Linked DNA regions of Homo sapiens: region 2 is linked to region 1. The links are chromatin loops, found by intact Hi-C in ENCODE. Cell type or tissue: endothelial cell of umbilical vein. All regions are shown on one strand. Links, peaks and the distances in the headings refer to the core of each region. The heading gives the core; the rest is flanking DNA.

Region 1 (8,220 bases), core at 1,520-6,519:
TTCAGTCACCTGCGTTTGGATTTTAATCTGCAGTAAACCTTGGGAGTCATTATGGCTTGATTATAGCCTCATTCTATTTATCCCCCTTCCTTGGGGATACCTTAGTAATTTTTATTTTGAGAGTTCAAATTGGCAAGTGCTCCTGTTCCTGGATAAGTATTAGAGATTAATAAATGATGCCTGAGACTGGCATTGTTTAGGAGCTAGCAGATGTTCAGAGATTAGTAGTATGAAGAGAATTAGAGGGAAATGAGTATAGAGAAGAGTTGGTAATTGTAATGTGGAGGGGTCCTATTATAGGCTTGATAGAATGCTTTTAGGCCAAAGAGCTCTAGAAATCCATTTTCAATTCTAATCAACCCAATATGTTTTATATTGACATGTTGCACGAAGACATTGATATATTAGAGCCTTCTTAACATTCTTTGATCTTTGTGTGGAATTTCTCTCTTCAATCTGATATTACCATTTATTTTTCTTTTTCCTTTTTTTGCCATGAGGAAGTTTTGTTTGGCCTGGAATAAATGAAACTCGGAGCCCAAAAGGCTCAGTTAAATTGAGCTTGAAACCGAAAACCCATGACGCTCTAGTGAGCACTGAGTGCAAAGAAGAATATTTGCTATGCTTCACCCCCAGTGGATTCCTCTGACTTTTCTATTTCTATTTTCTCTTTGCCTTCCAAACTAGAAGATAGAAAAATTATAAATGTGTGCAACTAAGCCTTCTAAGATATGAAATTCTTATAAACTAGAACTTTTAATAATTGACTCAGTGATTCCGATTAAACCATTGTTGACTGTGAGCAAATTTATTGACCTAGTTGCAATGAAATACCCTGGCATATTATGTCAGCTTCCAACTGGCCAACACACAGATGCCATGCTTGCTGCTGACGGCTATCAGACGTGTGCCAGTTGGCAGCTTCAGCCACAAGCCATAGATCAAATGGAGATGGAGAAAACATTGCTCTCCATTTTGCCTGCTAAGCCAGTCCTGTTCTCAATTCAAGACTGGAACAGCCCAGTGCAAATCCTTGATAAATTCAGTGAAACTCATATTAAAGGCACCTCTTTATGAACTTCAGTAGCATTGATTACTAATACACCTGTCAACTCCCTGCAATAATTTTGTTTTCATTAATGTTTCTCTACTATAACGTTAAATCTGATAGAAAATCCCAGTTGAAATCAGGACATAGCAACTTTGACATTTTCCTCATTGTCAACTAAGATTGGGGTGCAGAAGAAATGTTTTAGGGAAAAACTTTGAAGCTGGCATTTAAACATTTGTCTCTATTAGTTTGGTTCACTCCTTATCATAAACCTTGGTAATTACATTTTGTACATCCCTCGAGGCTTCAAGACTGACAAGACTCTGTTTAAAGAGAAGGAATGGAAAACTAACATACTTGAATTCAGCTTACTTGATTCGGCTTACTTGGCTGCATGAATTATGACAACATCTTTCATCACTGAAGTAATCTCATATAGTAATGTTGGACAGCATGACAATAAATTGCTTTTATCTTGCCTTTTTTCAGTTTAGAGATTTTCCTTATAGCAAACATTTTTCTGTAGAAACCACATACATTTTTCTTAGTGTTTTTTTTTTTCCCCCAGTAAAAAAAAAAAAGAAGAAAATTGAGTAAATGGATGTTTTTGCATCTACTTGGTATTTTGTATTTCCATGAAGAAAATAAATGTTCACATTTCCTAGGCTTTTCTTGATTCTGGACATTTATTCTTACCACATGCACAGAGAGTTCTTTATAGTATTTCTCTTAAAAGGGCCTAACCTTCTGCTAAATATAGGAAGTGAGGGATGAGTCAGGATGAGAGAACAAGAAAAGAGATAAGATGAAAATATTATGCTACCTAAAATATTTTAGGCAAGGTTTCTGTACAGTATAGTCTTGGTAGCTTTTGATGCTGTTAGCTTTTACTATAGTATGAGCTGGTTCTGTTTGTATAGGAAGGATTTTGCTTTGTTCCCCTATTGCTTGAACTAAGAGAGAAATTCTAGTTTATTTGTGTGTGAATTAGAAGTAGCAAAAGCACCACTCAACATTAAATCAGACTCTCTTTGTATGAAACGGCCATTTTGATTCTAATTTTCTTTGACCAGGATGAGGCATTCATTCACAGCAAAGTGAGTAAATCTCATAATAATAAAAATGACAGATGTTAAAGTATCCAGTTAAAATAAAGTGAGTGCAATTGATTCTTTTTTCCATTTGGACCTTTGGTGCTTTGACACATTTGGGACCTGTTAAAGTTGTTAAAATACTAGTATGTTTTAGGTGTTTTAAATATGTTACCTTATTAATTCTAATGATAATTCTCAAGGCAAACATGGTACTGTTTTCATCCCCATTTGTAGATGAGAAAACGGAAGCAAAGAAAAGTTAAGTGTTTCTTCAACTTAACAAGTTGATTACTGGTGAATTGAATCTAGGGAATCTGACTCCAGATATCTCGCTTTTAAATGGATGCTTTATGGCTAAGGTTCACTTGCTTCTTTGCAAACAAACAAATCCAGTGTTTCTGTTTCCTCTTGTAGGTAACTGTCTATTGACTTAATATTACAACAATCCACATTATTTCAACATTTCTTAACTTTTCTTTTCGATCCTTCTTGAGTGGCAGGATTGTTGAGTAGATAAACAAAATGTAATATGTTCATACAATGAAATATTACTCAGCGATGAAAAGGAATGAAGTACTGATACATGCTACAACATGAATGAACCTTGAATACATTATGCAAAGTAAAAGAAGCCAGGCACAAAAGGATACATATTGTATGATTCCATTAGTATGAAATGTTCAGAATAGACAAATCTAGAGACAGAAAGTAGATAAATGGTTGGCAGAGGCTGTGGGGAGGGAGGCAATAGGGATTGGCTGCTAATGAGGATGGGTTTTTTTTTGGTAAGACAACTACTATTAGGTCCCTGCTCCAGTCTTTGTCTCAGAACCAAGTTTTGGTATCAAGACAACCAGAAAGAAATATCATCCTTCTGTGGCCTCACGCAGTGAAACTTCTGCGAGTGACAAACTTTCCCAAAGAACCCACGGTAGTCTTTGCATCTATATACTTATACTAAAGTTTCCCAAATAATTAATAAGCATTTCTCACCCACAGGTTACTCATCTTAGGGCTTAATTTGTAAAGCTTCTTGAAAGCTTTGGTATCCAAAGTGTGGCTCTAGGCCTACACGGCCACTGCTTAGAAGCATGTTACAAATGTAAATTCTGGGGCCTCACTTAGGCCTATTGAATTAGAGTCTGCATTTTAACAAGGTCCTTAGGTGATTCCTGAGCATCATGAAGTATGAGAAGCTCTGCTTTAAAGAACAGACATGCCTACACTGCCAGAATGTGATTCAAAGACCAAAATCCCACCTCTGCCAAATATTGGCCATGTAAATGTGAGCAAGTCGTATAGAGACTGTGAGCTTCAGTTTCTGCATCTGTAAAAGAGATCACATAACCAACAGCACAGGGTTGTTGAAGGATGATAGTAGAACCCATGAAAAGTATTTGAAATGGTGCTGGGTATACGTTGTCAAAGCAAGGCTGACCCTGTGTGGACGTGACTTTTGATGTCAGGATGAACTCCAGAGCAAGGGCAACCTCGTCTTTTTGGTCCTGCCCTGGGACTTCCCCAGGCCAGAGTGGCATGGGTGGCAGTGGAAGTGGGAGGTGAGGCGGTCATGCATTTGTGGTGGCCAGGGGCCTGGAAAATCTGATGTCAAGGAATGTCCCAGAAGCAGGAGGAAGGTTGACAGGGCTCAGGGAGAGACCCGCTTCCTTTAGCTTTATCAGTATATTCACACACAAGGATTTTTGCACATCTAGCCTCAAACCAAGGGACAGTCCAATGAGAGAATTGAAAAGGGGAAATGTAAGTCAGCAATAAAGGACTTAAAACATAAGAGAGAGAACTAAGAAGGTAGGAAAAAAGGAGTGATAACCACACCCAGACTCTAAAAGAGCTCTGAGGATAATCAGTTTAGCCCGCAGCAGAACCTATTGTACAGGCAGATCTTCCCGGTCTCTGCCCCTGTGGGGTTTGCAGGTGAATGCATTGATAGAGGGGGAATTTTCCTATTGCCACTAACAGGCTCAGGACACATTTTCAGAATGCATTATAAAAACAGCACTTCCTCAGCGTCCCTCACTGTGGTCACACTTCCTGATCAACATGGATTTTGTTATAATAGTTTCTCTCTGTTGACAGAAATGTAGCTGGCAAACTCAGGCAGCCTGCAGCTGGATCCTGAGCCAAAACAAACACACCCTTTGGCTCCTCCTAGCTCCAGATGATTGTAGTTTTTGACTAGGTGCCCTGGCAGCCTCCATGGCTATCATTGTTATTATTTCAACTTATTGTAAACTTTCTAAAATAATTCGAGTAAAGATATATATTCCATGATAGGACAAGGGTCAGCTAAGTTCACTGTAAGAGGAGAAAACACAGAGCGAGGTGTAAAGCTGCCTGGGGCAGTGTTCTTTAGAAATAGAGATTCATGACCTTCTAGATCCCCTTTCCAGTGTCCTGTTGCCTGAACTGTTTTTCACATTATAGGGGCGACATGATACACTGAGTGTAAAATATGCCAACATGATCTAGAATCTACTGGTTATTTTTGCACCTGGTTTTAATTCTGGCCACCAGAAAGTAAAATAAAATAAATAGGATCTTCAGTTTCATTTTTTAAAATTTATATTATTTCTTTTTTTCATATTTCTATTTCTATCTCTACTTTCGTTTTGACATTTCTATGTATTAGATATTACCATGAACTCCTGAAATTGTGGCAAATTGAGTGGGTAGTAGAGTTAAAGTCTCTCTCTGCCTTTTTCCAATCTGCTCTCATTTTCACTTATTTATGTGCTTCTTCCCCCTGTCTCTGACACACGCCAGTGCCTCCCAGACTCCTAAGCAGGTGTGTATGTGCTGGAAACTTCCACCAGGGCTTCCCCATTGTGTCCTAAATCCCACTTTCCGCCGCGCTGCTTCCTCACCCTCTCTGTCTGTTTCCTGCATCTATTTCTGTAACTTTCATTAAACACTTGTTGTCTGCCTTGGGTTGTTAAGATGCTGGCTTCTCTGACCAAAAGGTGTTGTCACTTTTAAATCTTCCTTGTTTGCATCCTCATTTGTCCTGGCAATGTTATTTTGCACTAAAGAGACTGTGAAGATGAGTTTATAGAATTCCTTAATTCCATGATATCTTGCTCTGGGCCACTAAAAGGGGGATGAAAGAATGTGATAATACATCTTTATTATTTTCCAAATGCTAAAAGAGGTAACCAAGCTCATGATATTTCATAGAAATCCTCTACTGAAGTAAACGGAGACAGTGCCACGCAAACCGACAATTAGTTCCCAAAGACCTGAGTCCTCAAGTTGGCTTGTCTTCCTTTTACTCTATGTCTTAAGTTTGTGGTACATATACACCATAGAATACTATGCAGCCGTAAAAAAAATGAGATCATATCCTTTCCAGGAACATGGATGGAGCTGGTAGCCATTATTCTTAGCAAACTAATGCAGGAGCCAAAAACAAAACACTGCACGTTCTCACTTATAAGTGGGAGCTAAATGATGAGAACATATGGACACATAGAGGGGAAAAACACACACTGGGGCTTACTAGAGGGTGGAAGATGGGAGGAGGGAGAAGATCAGGAAAAACAACAAATGGTTACTAGGCTTAATACCTGGGTGACAAAATAATCTGTACAACAAACCCCCATGGCACAAGCTTATCTATATAACAAACCTGAACATGTGCCCCTGAACTTAAAATAAAAGTTAAAGTTAAAAAATGAGCTAATTTAAATAAGCAACAATTATGTCATTTTGCCCCTCATGACCTATGGCTTTTGTCAACATCGTCAGGATATATGTCAGGTTTTTCCTTCAGTCAAAAGACAAAATTACAGCACATTTACTTGAACAATCTATTTTTTCATTATATTTTAAGTTTTCGGGTACATGTGCAGAACGTGCAGTTTTGTTTCGTAGGTATACACATGCCATGGTGGTTTGCTGCACCCATCAACCTGTCATCTACATTAGGTATTTCTCCTAATGCTGTCCCTCCCCTACCCCCAACCCCCCTACAGGCCCCGGAGTGTTATGTTCCCCTCCCTGTGTCCATGTGTTCTCATTGGTGAACAATCTATTTGGCTTGTAGTTGTGATTCTAAGATTGGGCAACATTGGCCAGGCGCGGTGGCTCACGCCTGTAATCCCAGCACTTTGGGAGGCTGAGGCGGGCGCATCATGAGGTCAGGAGATCCAGACAATCCTGGCTAACACGGTGAAACCCCGTCTCTACTAAAAATACAAAAAATTAGCCAGGCGTGGTGGCGGGCGCCTGTAGTCCCAGCTACTCGGGAGGCTGAGGCAGGAGAATGGCATGAAGCCCAGAGGCGGAGCTTGCAGTGAGCCGAGATTGCGCCACTGCACTCCAGCCTGGGCGACAGAGCGAGACTCCGTCTCAAATTAAAAAAAAAAAAAAATTGGGCAACACCTCATTCTACAAAACAGAATTCTATACAATAGAGAGTGTGTTGCAATGAGCTGAGCAGAGGAGAGTGGCTTTCAGTTAGAAAAAGGTTGAAGAAGGCAGAGACAAAGAATGAAAAGTGGATTGATCATTCCAGAATGACTTTCTTTATAGGTTTCAGCAGTGGGAAATTCCTTAATATGCCAGCTCAGGTAAACTAGGTTTCTTCTGGTTGATTGCTGTCAATCTCCTGGTTTTGTGTTTGTTTGCTTATTTTTATTTATTTTTTAAAATTTTTGAAAACTGGCCTGTTTCAGAGTTTAGTTTAATTATGTGGTATTTAGCGTGAGTGACTTCATTCTGGTTTAGTTTGGTTGGCTGGGGCCCAGTGTAGGAGCACAGTCCCAATACTGACCTCACGTAACTTGGTTTAGTACCTCCAAAAACGGGAGTGAGGAGCAGAGCACCCCATAGATAACCTTTCTTCACCCATCAGGACTCTCAGGTAGAGGGTGACACCCATTAACCATCACAGTGCTCAGCCGCTTGCCACACAGGACTAACTTGTATAGTTGCCAAGAGAAATTGGCCAAAGAACTCAGGATCGTCTCTTCCCTGCTGTGCTCTGGGTTGTTCGGTCACATTGTCATGACAGTTCTTCCCACTTGTTCTTTGGGTGCCCATGGAAACTTAGTTTACTTTGTCAGTTTTCTTATCTGGCAGAAAACTAGTCTCCATGGTGACTAAGAGCCTCAGACATAAGGAGGGCAAAAATCAGTAATGGAAACAGTAATTGAGTTTGAGAGTTCTTTGGGGGAGACTGAAAGGTATTGGTAATTATAGTGCAGTTGTAATACCTGCTGGAGTATGGGGGAGACTGAAAGGTATTGGTAATTATAGTGCAGTTGTAATACCTGCTGGAGTATGGGCGAGCCTGGGAGATGTTGTACTCAACATTTTGTTGAAGTGTTTTTGAACCTTCTTGAAGCTCTTAGGGCAATGCTATCTCACAGAACTTCCTGTGGTGATGAAAACGCTCTGTATCTGCACTGCCATATGGTAGCCACTAGCCACATATGCCTACGGAGCACTTGAAATATGAGAGTGCAACTGAGGAACGGAATTTTGTTTCTATTTAATGTTATTGAAGTTATACTTAAATTGAAATAGCCACATAGACTATTGGGCTGTGTAGGGGACAGTGCAATTCTAGGTATCTGGCGTGTGCACACCTTGGTAGCCCATCTTTACTTCTAGTTTTCTGGAAGAAAGGAAGGCCACGAGCATGCATGACACACTCCTCTCTCCAGCATCAGCAAAGTCATCATTAAGAAGCCTCTAGATGTGTACCTATATGTTCCCACTAGACTGTATACTCTAAAGAAAGGGACTTTTCAGCAAACTAACACAGGAACAAAAAACCAAACACCGCATGTTCTCACTCATAAGTGGGAGTTGAACAATGAGAACACATGGACACAGAGAGGGGAACATCACACACCGGGACCTGTCGGGGGGTGGGGGGCAAAAGGAGGGAGAGCATTAGGACAAATACCTAATATGTGTGGGGCTTAAAACCTAGATGACAGGTTGATAGGTGCAGCAAACCACCATGGGACATGTATACCTATGGAACAAACCTGCAGGTTCTGCACATGTATCCCAGAACTTAAAGTAAAATACAAAAAAAAAAAAGAA
Region 2 (8,220 bases), core at 1,771-6,770, 330 kb before region 1:
GAATATGCAGCCTGGCTCTCCCATGTGTTAGCTGTGTGGCCTTCGTGGTTATTGAACTTCTCTGTTGCTGCACTTTTCTCATCTATAAAATGGAGATTGAAATAGTGCCTAACTCAGTAAATGCGAAGTGCTCAGAGCAGTACCTAACATGTAGTACTAATTGTCCAGTATTAGTAGATTTACTCTTTTCCCAGGGTTTTACACTTTACATTTAACTACACCTGATAATCCGCTTACTGATCAATACGTCTTTTTGCAGCCTCAGTAACCTAAAAGTATTAAGATCATTTTGGCCTTTTTAGTATACTCGTATAAACAAAAGTTTCTCCTTTCAAAGAAGTCATATGAAGAGGTGCTACATTTATGTCACTACATCAACATATTTGAATAATTATTTTTAAATTTTCCTTAGATTCTGAAAAAAGAGATTCTTTTCAGTATCCTCAGTAATAACAAATCTTTGTCCTTGAATACAGAGTATCAAAAATTAAGCCAACTCTATTAAGATAAGTTATCTATGCAGATACTATCTTCTATATGTATAATTTTGCATACTTGTACAGTTAGATATACTTTATAACTTTATAATCTCAATAAAACATACACATATCTATTTATATATAAACTGTGAGTGAGTGAGTGTGTGTGTGTTTGTGTGTTTTGGGAAAGGGAGTATCAGGAACCAGTGTTTAATGTAAGCTGAACTATTTTCATGAACATAAATTCAATCATTGAGTCACAGCTCATATGAAAAAAATCACATGTGATTTATTGCATGTTTCAGAGCTTTTAAAATAAAGCCTAATTAGATTTTTGACCTTATGGGATGAATTCTACATAAAGCATGCATTGAGTCTAATGGAGTAAAAAATGAACATCTTTTCTTTCCAGTTCTGCCGTCCTTTTCCTCCCTTCCATATACCTACATCCTATAGACACCATAATACTATAGCACTGATCTTGGAGGAACCTGCAGAAAAGGCCATCAAATGCAGTGGGGGCGGAGGGGGTGCTGTACTTCAATAAGACACTCAATCTAACCTTGGGCATAAGCGTGCCTCCTCTTTGCCTGAGAAAGCTTTACTGCTTTAGCAGCCAGTGATATATCTGTATGCATTTGGCATCCTGAACGTGGCCACTTTAATTATTTTAAGGTTTCCTCTAAAAGTCTGCCTTGCTACTTGAATGGAGATGTGGTCATTTGTGCTAATTGCATTTTAGAATCTCTATTTTATTGGTTACAATAAGCTAATGTTTACAACTTTTGTTCATATCAAATGCCATTGGGCACTTAATTATGTAACAATTTGCTACCTAGGTATATTTTGCAAACATCAAAAGGCACCAGTCCATCTCCACATCACTATGTCTGTACTATGTGTGCATCATATAGCTGTGGCTTTTTTTTTCAGGCTCATTGAAGTGCTGCATTCCCACTGCTACTGAAGCCCAGGGTCTTGGCTTGAGAGCCCTCTGCCTGATGCCCAGAAAGGGATTTGAGACTGAGACAATATTGTTGCACTAGGGTCTTTGCCATGAAGCTTTTAAGAATGAGAGAAACTAAGATACAATATGACTTGTGGATCTCCAGGATCATACGCTGCTTGGATAGCTTACTTGTTGAAAGCAGGGGATCTTCAAAAGCCAAAAAACATGCCTCCTTTCTGACATATGGGCAGAGAGCCTAGACACTCAGAGACCTCTTCTATTTTACAGAAGATGGCGCTGAGGTCAGGATGGTGAAGGAACATGCACAGAGAAAGGCTGGGCCAAAACTGGGCCCAGATTTTGAGAAAATGAAGCCCACTGTTCCAATTTTTATTTTATTTCTTTTGATCTAAGAGAAAAACTGCATAGTCTAGTAATATACTTAGTAAAAAGACCAACTATTGTACTCTGTGAAGTTAATGTTATGAGGGTTGGATGTGTCTTAGAATCTGATCATGGAGTTAATTTTACTGTATTGCAAGATTTTAAGATGAGCTGGTGTTCTCTTGTTATGCCCATATGCCATCATTCCCTCCCCCCTCACCCAGAATGTGAATAGTATTCCCATTGTGGGAACTGCTGATTGACATCAAGGCACTCTGTTGTCATGGCTCTAGTTTAAAAATGTGAAAGAAACTAGATCTTTTCAACCTAAAGGTTCTCTCTGTATAGTTAATTAAAGACATTTTAAGAAGACATTTGGATTATAGGAAAGTGATGATATCACGTTATGACATTTATTCCTTACCCCAAGAATCTCAGTAATTGGTTCACCTATTCAAAACTGTTATTTTATCAGAGGGTAAAGATTCCAGGACCCCCAGTCAGACTTATCTAATTTCCCTAATTGGCATATTAAAAAAAAAACTCTGGACACAAGAACTTTCTGATTTGTGAATATGCCATTCACTCACTTAAGACAAAATTTAATGTAAAACTTATCTAATGTTAATGAAAGTCTATAGAAAATTTTAGCCGGGGCTTAACCACTGGCTAATATACAATTTATTTCATTGTATTAAAGAATAGATTTACAAATTTCATTAGAATTCCACAGAAATATAAACTATTAGAATGCGGTACAGCGCAGGGTGTGTATTGAGATTCTCACTTTACAATGAAGGAAACTATAGCTTGGAAAAAGATAAAATGACCTTTCTATAATTATATAACAGATAAACATATAGTCCATAGCAATATAGATACCAGATCCCACAGCTTTTGACTTCTAGTCCAGTATTTTTCCTACTAGGCCAGGGTATTTTATGTAATCAGAGTTATTTTATTCTATGCAGTGCTGTTGTGATAGATGAAAAACAGAAGGTGTACTCAATGCCTTCTAAGAACTTCTGCTCTCATAAGTCTCATATCTTACCATGGATAGATATGTGTATTTACAGGTTTATCTATGACTCCTTCAAGAATAACTTACTACTACTTCTTTCCTTTAAAACAATTTTTTTTTTTCTTTGAGACAGGGTCTCACTCTGTCACCTAGCCTGGAGTGCAGTGGTGCAATCATGGCTCTCTGCAACCTCCGCCTCCCAGGCTCAAGTGATCCTCCCACACTCAGGTGATCCTCCCACCTCAGCCTCCTGAATAGCTGGGACCACAGGCACACACCACCATGCCTGGCTAATTTTTGTGTTTTTGTAGAGACGGGGTTTCAGCATGTTGCTAAGGCTAGTGTCAAACTCCTGAGCTCAAGTTATCTGCCCCCGGCCTCCCAAAGTGCTGGGCTTACAGACATGAGCCACTATGCCTGGCTTAAAAATGTTTTAAAATATACCTAAAATCTGATCAGATGTGGTAACCAAAACCAATAACAAAACAAAACCAGTCAAATTAATGCACAAAGACATTGTCTGAAGATGGTAGAAATGTGATTTAGGTGAAACTGTATGAATAAAGGCACAGGTGAGCCCAGTAAGAGTCACCAACATGAGGTACCCACTAGGAAAGCAAGTGCAGGTTAGTCTGCACTAAATGAAATGTGATCAGTTTGAATGATGGAAGTAATAGGACTATTTTGCTTTGTGTAGCCACATGATGGGACCTTGTGTTATGTTTTGTGTGACACATCATTCAAAGCACTACCGATCAACTGGAATGTATTCCTAGGCTCAGAAATTGAATGTTGAATAGACTTGAAGTCACAGAGTAATGTCTAAAGAAGTTGCAGATATTTTGTGTAGAGAAGGAAAATCTGGATGGGGGATGATAGATGCCCTCCAGTAACTGAGGAACCATCATGGGGAAGTCACACTAGATTGAGCTCCCAAATCAAGGGCTAATAAACAGAAGCTCCAGTGAGGCTCCTACTGTCATAGAATAGGACATTTTGGCTCAGAGGTTTTTCTTTTCTTTTCTTTTCTTTTTTTTTTTTTGAGACAGAGTCCCACTCTGTCACCCAGGCTGGAGTGCAGTAGCGTGATCTTGGCTCACTGCAACCTCCGCCTCCTGGGTTCAAGTGATTCTCATGCCTCGGCCTCTTGAATAGCTGGAATTACAGGCGCATGCCAGCACGCCTGGCTAATTTTTGTATTTTTAGTAGCGACAGGGTTTTACCATGTTGGCCAGGCTGGTCTCAAACTCCTGACCTCAGGTGATCTGCTCGTCTTGGCCTCCCAAAGTGCTGGGATTTCAGGCATGAGCCACCGCGCCCGGCCTTAGCTCAGGGTTTTAAATACTGAGGCTGTTGCATTCAAAAGATGGAATGGCTTGTCTGTCTCCCAGGGCACTGCGTTTATAGTCACCAGAGGTGTTCCCCTTGAGCCTGGATGATTACATGGAGGAGGTTTTAAAGGGCAGCATTCACAATTTAGATTTGCAGTTGGACCAGATGACCTTTAAGGTGCTTTCCAGCACCTGGGGTTTTATGATTCTATTTCTATTATGCATCTACGCTGGGTATGTGTCACATTGTTTGAAGCAAACACTGAGAATGAACAGGAGCACAGTGTGGAATGTTGATGGCGCTCACATCTATTTTGTGTTTCAATTTCTGGAAGCAGTCTTTGTCTTTGAGGCAGTTTGGTCCCTGACCTTCTGTAACATTTGGAGCCCAGCCACACTGTCTTTGTTTACTGTAAAGAGCATGGAAAAACCGACTTCCTGACAGTGCTCTGCAAAGTCTAAGGTCAAACCACTCACAGGTGAACAAACACAGTTCTTCCACCTTAAACTTGCCATTTGGTCCCTGTAAAATGGACGAGGGTAATAACGCTGGACAGCAGAGAGAGGGGAAATCAGTCCTCTGCCAGCAGCCAGCAATTAGTCACTTTGTCAGTCTGCTTTGGGAAGGGCTCATCTTAATTCAGCATCCATTTTGAAGAGGTTAGAAACCATGACATGCAGTTTTAAGTCCTCTAGCAACTCTGCTAAATAAACCTATAGACCCTGCCTTTCTTGACACTATCAGCACATCATTAATATTTCCCAGGATTGCACAGATAAAGCATAGCATTCTTATTCACTTAAAGGATTGAAGAGTCACATTCACTGAATATTCACATCATGCAAGCCATTTCTGCTATGGTAAGATCTCTAAGGTGGGTTGGCTCCCTGTCAAGAGAGCATACCCTTCTTTTTTTTTTTTTTTTTTTTTGAGACAGTGTCTTGCTCTGTTGCCCAGGCTGGATGGCAGTGGCATGATCATGGCTCACTGCAACCTCTACCTCCTAGGCGTAAGTGGTTCTCCCACCTCAGCCTCCTGAGTAGCTAGTACTACAGGTGCACACCAAAACACCCAGCTAATTTTTGTACTTTCTTTGGTAGAGATGGGGTTTTGCCATGTTGCCCAGGCTGGTCTCGAACTCCTGGGCTCAAGCAATCCACCCACCTTGGCCTTCCACAGTGCTGGGATTACAGGAGTGAGCCACTGCACCTACCCTGCCTCCCCTGCTATTTTTTGCTCTCATCAAATGCAATAGCTTCCCTCTGTAAAAGGAAGGGAAGTGTCTTCCTGGGTAAGTGTATTGTAAGCTCTTTAAGGGCCCTAGACAATGCCTACCACACTGTCTTAGATTAGCAGGTCCACATAATGCATTTGTGTGAACATCATTGAATCAAACAATGACCTTGCTCACACATTTACCCCCTTTACTCAAAATCACTTATTTGTGAGATCCAAGTTTTCTTCTTACTATTTAAAGATTATTAGAGTTGATCTAAAGTGATATAAATGAAAATATTGCCAACATAAATTCACATTTTTCTTTTCTCTTGGAATAAATTCAGCTTTGGCTGTATTTTTTTTTTCTCTTGTTCTTTTTTTTTTTTTTTTTTTTGGTCTGTGGTGTAAGCAGGCTCTTGAAATGCCCTAGTTATCTAACACTGCTCTTGAACTCCACTTACAGATGATATACTAGCCTTTTACTAAAATATATCTGGGTATTAAAAGCTCAATTCTTTACTGCTGATGAGAAAGATTATTAACACTTTTTTTTCCCCAGCTATAATATGAGGCAGTAACACCCCTTTTTACTTCCAGAGCCAGAGGCAGTATGTCACATTAACCTTCATTAACTGCCCAAGAAATGAGGTACGTTCGTTAATTTAGTATTCTGGTTAGCTAAAATTGTGTGAGAAGGCTGATAAACGTCTGTGGTTTCTCCCTGTGCTATTAAAAAAAAAAATAAAAGAATGTTAAAGTATGTTAGCCCGCTTATCTTATCATCTTGGTAAGTTCAACATTCTGATTAGGGGGCAGATCTGGACAGGATGAGTCTACAGCTGGTGGGCAAGGATGGGGGTCGCTGGGGCAGGGTAGAGGAAACGCAGCCTGACTGAGATCAGCCTGAGGAAGAGCATCTGAGGCGTGTGGTGGGGGAAATCAGGTAGCATCTGAAAAGCAAGCCAAAGGTGGAAAGAGAAAACAAATTCTGTTTATATATAAGTAATGGCATGATGGAAGCCAACCCACCTAAGCCACTCAGATACCCTGTGAATTACTAAATTCACTGTAGAGATTTTTGTTATATGTGGCGTCATCACTTCTGATGTTCCCATTTCTACCTTCATCACCTTCATTTATTCATTACTTTAAAAAGGCATATCAAGCATTTTGCTAGCTACTGGGGAAAAAAAGATGAACGACACAACTCCTAAGCTCAGGAACCTGCGTTCTTTCTTCAGCTGAGCTTTAAAAAATGTAGAGTCAGCTTTACCATCACCTCTTCTCTGTTTTCCAAGAATACCGCAATAATGTCATTTCTTCATAACACCTCCAGAATCCATCTCAATTTTCCTTTCACCGCTACCAAGATTTGGGCACCATTCCCTTTTAGCCAGGCAATTGCAGAAGCCTCTTGATTAGTCTCCTTATACCCAATCCCTTCCTCCCCCATCAATCTTAGATTTGGCTACCGGACTTATTATCCTACAATTTGGTTGTTGGTCCCAATGTTTATGAAGAGGGTAATAGCTTTATATTGTGGCTCTCCTCAACCTAGTCCCGCTTCTACAGAACTAACACCCTACTTGATTCCTTCATCCACCTTCAGACATATGCATGTATTTTCACCTACCTGGTCTCCCTCCCACAATTTTTTTCATTTCCAAAGCAGGACAGCACGGTGGTTAAGACCACGCACTCGGGGGCCAGATATGCTTTACTACTTACTTGCTGTGTAGTTTGGGCAACTTATTTAACCTCCCTCTTGTGCTTCTGTCTGTGTATCACTGAAAATAACTTATTAAAAATATTTTCTCATAAAATTAAGTAGGTTAATGTACCTAAAATGCTTAGAATAGATGCTGGCACATAGTAAGTGCTAATTTTTAGCGACTGCCATTGCTATTGTTGTTAATACCTAAATCCTGCCCTACTCCCTGGCCCGATATTTTATAGCTCACTGCAAATCCCAGAGAACTCGGGGAACCTCCGCAGACATTTAGGTAGAAGTGTTTGTTCCCTTTTCAGCCCATCTGTGGTACCACTTATCTGACCCACACTTAGCAAGTGGATTGAGACTTACTAATTATTTTCATGGGAAATAAAACCTGAAGAAATGACTAGCAATAAAAGATAATAAATGGTTAGTAATGATTGATAGAAAAAAGTAGCACAGGCTCTATAGAGTATGTTCTCTGAGGGCAGGGACAATGCTTCGTGTGTCTTTGTTTCTTACACAATGCTTTATGCGTTGTTATTAACAAAATTGAGCCCCCATTTTTTTTTCTGATTCAATGGAGGATGTGATCAGAAGATCATTAATAGACCAATCTGTTTAAATAGACAATGAATAATCAGATAATAGATTGTCTTGACTGGTAGTGTATGAACGTGAAGAAATAAGGAGCCACCTTGGTTTTGGACAAAGGGTTGTCTAACCCATCTGGACAGTAGTTCTGGACATCATGAATGTGGTGGTTTGGTACGATTAGTTTGGTGGCAGGCTGCCAAATGGAATGAAACAAAAAGAGGGTGACCAGATTGGAGATCATTGGGTGGGAGGGTATGAGAACCTGAGCTTGGACTCTAGGAATGAATGGAGAAGAAATCTTAAATCCAAGGGCAGATGGTAAAGAAACAATATATAGGATTTGGGAGATCATAGAGGATGTTGAAAAGGCAAGGGTAAAAAGTGACTGCTGGATCTCTTCCTTGGTTAACTTTGGAGAATTCAAATTGGGAAAAGGTTGTCTTGAAGGACAAAAGATGTGTGCAGTTACTGGACCTTGAGCTCCAAGATGGCAGAGACCATGCATCTCTTGCTCATCATTGGAACC

What was found. Hi-C counts contacts between places; a loop is a spot of excess contacts. Peaks named below come from ENCODE experiments on the same cell type or tissue, not always from the same donor. Only the 100,000 strongest peaks of a DNase experiment are listed, where the experiment ranks them.
Region 2: it touches region 1 in a loop (4-fold over the local background); 5 of 110 quality-filtered maps call a loop at or near these places.

Annotation. Positions count from the first base shown.
Region 1 is chr6:22,466,970-22,475,189 of GRCh38, forward strand. All of the region lies in intron 4 of LOC105374971 (a long non-coding RNA gene), which reads left to right. Among named protein-coding and RNA genes, the nearest start is that of HDGFL1, 98 kb to the right of the region's middle. In endothelial cell of umbilical vein, for the core only: no CTCF peak of the experiment used is centred there; DNase peaks (open chromatin) are centred at 4,272 and 4,982; H3K27ac peaks cover 1,332 bases.
Region 2 is chr6:22,136,921-22,145,140 of GRCh38, forward strand. The region is part of intron 9 of CASC15 (cancer susceptibility 15); the gene reads left to right. All of the region lies in intron 2 of NBAT1 (neuroblastoma associated transcript 1), which reads right to left. Among named protein-coding and RNA genes, the nearest start is that of NBAT1, 6.2 kb to the right of the region's middle. In endothelial cell of umbilical vein, for the core only: no CTCF peak of the experiment used is centred there; a DNase peak (open chromatin) is centred at 4,591; H3K27ac peaks cover 1,553 bases.